2 separate regions of the Mus musculus genome follow, and region 1 is linked to region 2. Evidence: chromatin loops called from intact Hi-C (ENCODE). Cell type or tissue: heart. All regions are shown on one strand.

Region 1 (2,500 bases), 330 kb before region 2:
ATACATAAATTCACAGAGAAGGATTAGAAGTCACTATGGACTGGGGAAGGATCTGGGGAAGGGTGAGGGTGTTCTATGAGGCGTAAGACATGCAACAACACTTCGCAACTACAGAGGCACCTGTGCAACCCAGGGAATTCACTTGATGCTGTGGACTTGTGCATTTACCATGATAAAACTGACAACTTTGAAAATGTTTATTTTCATTGTATTTGTATGGACATTTGCCTCAATGTATATCTATGTAAAACATGTGTACAGTACCCAGAGAGGCCAGAAAAGGGTGTAGCATCCTCTGGAACTGGAGCTACAGAGGCTGTAAGCTGTCCTATGGGTGCTAGGAACCACACCTAGGTCCTCTGGAAAAGCAGCCAGTGCTCTTAAACACTGAGCCATCTCTCCATCCCCTAAAACCCTTGATTTTAAAACTGTATCAGGAAGCACCTTTTGAATACAGACTTCTCTCTTTTCCAGGACCCCCTGTGCTCCCTCAGCACAAAGATACCTGCTCTGAGTGTTCTGGTGATGAGACTTAGCCCTGAAGGAACCCATGGACCTAAGCCACAGTGTGCACTTTGGGTAACTCCGGGAGGTTTTCTGTAAGACTGCAGCTGTGTGCCAGGAAGACCACACCCACACGTCACATCTCTTCAGGGACATCGAGCGGGAAGTTGTGTCCTTTCTTTACCCCATTGCATCGCACATTTCCTATAATATCCCTGCTCATTATTCTGCATGGCACAGGACATGGCTTATTCCCCGTTAGCATTTCATAATATTTGCTATTAGAAAGTAAGTCCTATGACAGGAAGAGATGTTATAAATTGGATGTTTAATTAACAGGAATAAAACTATGGTCAAGCAACACGTCCAGACCCTGTTCTTCCATCTTGAATTGATGCCAGTAACACCTTTGAACCCCAGTCTGCCTCTACAGGTCCTTTGTGTCACTCCAAGTCCATGGTGGTGTATCTCTTGATAGATTTTTAAAAAGGGGATTAATTTGATTTTAATATGTGTATGGGTGTGTGTTTGTGTGTGGGTGTGCATATGAGGGCAGTGCCTGAAGAGGCCAGAAGAGGGCGTCAGACCTCCTGGAGCTGTTATTAGGGGCAGTTGTGCTCTGCCTGGTGTGGTAGTTAGAGCTGAGCTTGGGTTCTCTGAAAGAGCAGCATATACTCTTAATTACTGAGCACAGACACTCTCCAGTTTTTGTTTTTGTTTTTTAAACTGCTGTGTGTTGGTAAAACTGTGTGGCGTTGTGTGTTTACATCAGAGTGATCACCTGACCCTCATGGTTTCGAAGATGCACTCAGTGTCAGCTATGTAAAAGGAAGAAAGGTTCCCGTTGACTCCCGGTTTCAGAGGAGTGTGTCCATCACGGTGGGGACATTGAGTGAAGCAGGGCTGCTTGCTCACGGAGTCCTGGAAGTAGAGAAAAGTCCAGTCCCCCAAGGACCCATAATCAGTTACCTGCTTCCAGTGGCTGCTAAGTTTCCCACCACAGCCTCTGAAAACAGCGCCACCAGCTGGTCCATCCTTGCAATTCAGGAGTCATCCGGGCAGGGGAACACTTTCAGGGACAAACTCTCCCAGACTCCTCTGAGTCTGCAAAGTTCCTCCCTTCCCTCGCTGAACCTATGCAGGAGGAGTAGAGTCCGTGGAGCTGAGTTTCCTCAGGCTGTGCGGGAGTCTGGAGCGCGGGAGTCGAACAGTACTTCCGGATCCAGTCAGCGTTTGATGGGCACTTCAAGGCCCTGCGAGAAGAAAGCGGGGAGTTTCCGGTTGACTTTGATTCTGTCCAGCTCGCTGCTCAGGTAGGCTGCAGAAAGAGACGAGCACCAGGCTAGATGAAAGCTGAGGTACCTGAAGTTCACTCGGAATTGGAAGGCCCTGCTCCTCCAAACCGAGATGTAAGAAACACTTCTGTGCTCCGGAGTTGGAAATGTCATTCTTCAGAGAGGAGCGTTTCAAGATGACAGCTGCAGAGCTGTCTGCTGTCGTGGGCCACTTTTGTAGTAGACGTCAAGTCCATACAGAAGAAGTGGATGCAAGATGGGTTTGTGACATTTGTAATTTGTATCTGGACCAGAGTAACAGCCATGTTTTACTAATGTGGATTTGTTAAGGCATGTGCTGATGGGACCCTCACCAAGATTACAAGAGAGACAACCACAGACAACCTCTTCCCATTAGCCCACAAGGTACCCAGGGAGTTACAGTTTGTGACAGGGGGACTTCTGACTCTCCTCAGGCAGTTGTGGGGATTAAACAGATACTCACTCACAGGAAGGCACTGAATGCAAATTTGAACCTGCCTTCGGCTGGGAGTTAGGTAAGCCTAAAAGCTATGTGGCGTCTAAGGTTCTCCTTAGAACCAACTGTGTGTGTGTGTGTGTGTGTGTGTGTGTGTGTGTGTGTGTGTGTAGGGGGGCACATATGCACGAGTGTATACATATGTGGCCGTGCACGTGGAGGCCTGAGGTTGATGTCTGAAGTC
Region 2 (2,500 bases):
ACCTCCACCCAACCATGCCCCACCCCCTCAATGCCTAGGGCTGCCCACCTCAACATCCTTTAAATCTCATGTCTGGTGAGATTTAAAGAGAGCTCTAGGAGAGCAGAGTTGGCTGCACAGGGAGGACAGTTGTTTGTTCTAGTTTCATTTCTGTTGCTATGGTAAGATACTGCAACACAAAGCAACTTAGCAGAGAAATGGCATTGATTTCAGCCTACAATTCCGGGTTGAAGTCCTCCATTGTGGGGAAGTCAAGGCAGCGGGAACTTCTACGGCTAATCATGTCCACAGTTGAGAGCAGAGAGAAGTGAATCCAGCAGACTGGTCCTTAGCTAGCTTCCTCTGCTCTTTTCTTTTTCTCCACACTCTTCAGCATAAAGCCGTGAAGTAGCATGCTTACTATCAGGCTGGGTCTACCCAGAGCAGCTGAGTAATCAAGACAGTCTGCCACAGACATGCGCACAGGCCAACCTGATCTAAACGATCCCTCATAGGTGACTGTAGGTTTTGTCAAATTGACAGTTAAACTAGGCATCACGGGTGTCCATCATTCTGCTCCCATGATGCACTCTGATTACCCAAAGCTGGTGTTAGTACACCATCTCAGGGAATTGGAAGCCTGTGGCCTGCCCTTGAGTGGTATTAATGGAATATGGGTAGATAAAGTACAATGGGAAGAGGAAGTGTGTGTGTGTGTGTGTGTGTGTGTGTGTGTGTGTGTGTGTGTTGTATAAGAAGGTAGATAGGTAGATGCCTATATACATATGTACATGTATAGATGACAGAAAATGTATACATATACATAAAAAATAACTTGTTTCACAAAATTTTTTGTTTCAGTAACATTAAAACTCCTCTATTTTTGAAGCAATAGTTATTCTTTATGTATAAGAATTTATGATAGAGAATGGGTGTCTGGGATTGTATCATGGACATTTCCCATTGAAGGAGCCCAGCCAATGTCTGGCCTTTTAGCATTTGTGTTGATGTTCAAATGTCTATATAATTGGTCTGGGTTGAGTGTGTCCCATTCATATTATAACATACATTTAGAGATAGAAGATGATGGATACCCTAATTAAAATTAGGATCCTATTGACCGGATGAGAGAGACCAGATACCAGGAACATGCAAGCACAATCGTGCCAGGCCAGATATAGCCAGGAAACCAAGTACACACCCAGAGATCAAGGACGTCTATAAATGCAATCACAGTCCTGTCTGTTGAGTGTCACAAACTTTGATTGACCACAAAATTTCCCTGAAGTCAGCTCTCGTGGCAGGACGGAGCAAGGCTGATGGATTTTGTTTATAGAAACCGACCCTTTGGTAATCTGGCAGCCACACGCCAGCTATTGTCTCACAGGATGTGAGATAAGACTCACACGCATCAGGAAAGGTGTGTCGGAACCAGCACGGTGTTCCAGCAAGGAACTAGATACAGGAAGCGTGAGGTTACCAACTCCAACTCCAGCAACTCCCTACCAAGCACAGCGCTCTGACACTCAGGGCCAGCCTTGAGCTGGACCCTCAAACCAGGCAAGAACTAGTGAGGACCTACATGTCAGCCTTGGGACAATTCTACCAGGATTTGTCTCCCTGAAGAGATCAGCTGATCTCTTTAGGTCTTGTTCATCCATCTTTGGCATGAGGCTAGTTGTTAGAGTAACAATCCTCCCTTCTCTAAAGCTATACCCAAAAGTTCAGGGCTAGACAGTAAACAGGACATAACTGTGTGTGTGTGTGTGTGTGTGTGGTGATGGTGATGATGACGATGATGATGATGATTATGGTGCTGTGGTCTTCTTCCCTGTCAGAAATTCTTTCTTACCATGCCTCTATCCCATGTACTCAGCCCAGTGACTGAGTGGTAATGAGCACTCACTACATATCATTTTTTTTTTTTTTTTGATGTACAGAGTTAACTCAGAGACCAAACCCTACTATCTCATGGGGTGTTGTGATGGTAAAGCTTGTGGTAGGATCCCTTCTACGTCCATCTTCCCAGAGAATGGAAACACCCAGCCCAGGGGGCTGTGGGTCAGCTCTAGTATCAACCACTGGAATCTTCATGCCAGAGCCTTTGGGGGACATTCTCATTCAAACCAGTGCACACTCTAAGATCAAAAGAGGTAGAAAATTAACAAGACAAAGGTAGATAGGCTTAGTCATGTCAAAATATGGAATTTCCAAAAAGATGAACACCTCCTAAAGATAGCCCATTTGTTTGGAACAGTCTATTGAATTGATCTCATTTCTACCTTTTATGTAAATAGTTTAGGATAAGAAAGTGTCTTTAAAGAAAACAATGATGAAACAGATTATTCTCTCTGTATTTAATTAAAATGGGTACAGTATAGTGGTTGATTTTACATTAACATAATGTAGTTCATCAGTATGTAGGTGGTGCACCCGCCTGCCTGTCAACGGCTTCATTCATGACACTCAGTGCTGACCAGTTGTAGGGACAGTGACAAAGCAAAATTCCAGTTTTCATGAG

The links. Peaks named below come from ENCODE experiments on the same cell type or tissue, not always from the same donor. Only the 100,000 strongest peaks of a DNase experiment are listed, where the experiment ranks them.
Region 1: a loop joins it to region 2, with 2.7 times the contacts of the local background. A loop is called at or near these places in 2 of 42 quality-filtered maps.

What each region holds. Positions count from the first base shown.
Region 1 is chr1:90,158,599-90,161,098 of GRCm38, forward strand. 4930434B07Rik (a long non-coding RNA gene) reads left to right here. Exons shown (of 4, transcript XR_878374.2): 4 at 475-857. Among named protein-coding and RNA genes, the nearest start is that of 4930434B07Rik, 6.4 kb to the left of the region's middle. In heart, a CTCF peak has its summit at 1,552 (motif pointing left); no DNase peak of the experiment used is centred here; H3K27me3 peaks cover 711 bases.
Region 2 is chr1:90,489,163-90,491,662 of GRCm38, forward strand. All of the region lies in intron 1 of Gm28722 (a long non-coding RNA gene), which reads right to left. Among named protein-coding and RNA genes, the nearest start is that of Gm28722, 14 kb to the right of the region's middle. In heart, no CTCF peak of the experiment used is centred here; a DNase peak (open chromatin) is centred at 1,369; H3K27ac peaks cover 537 bases.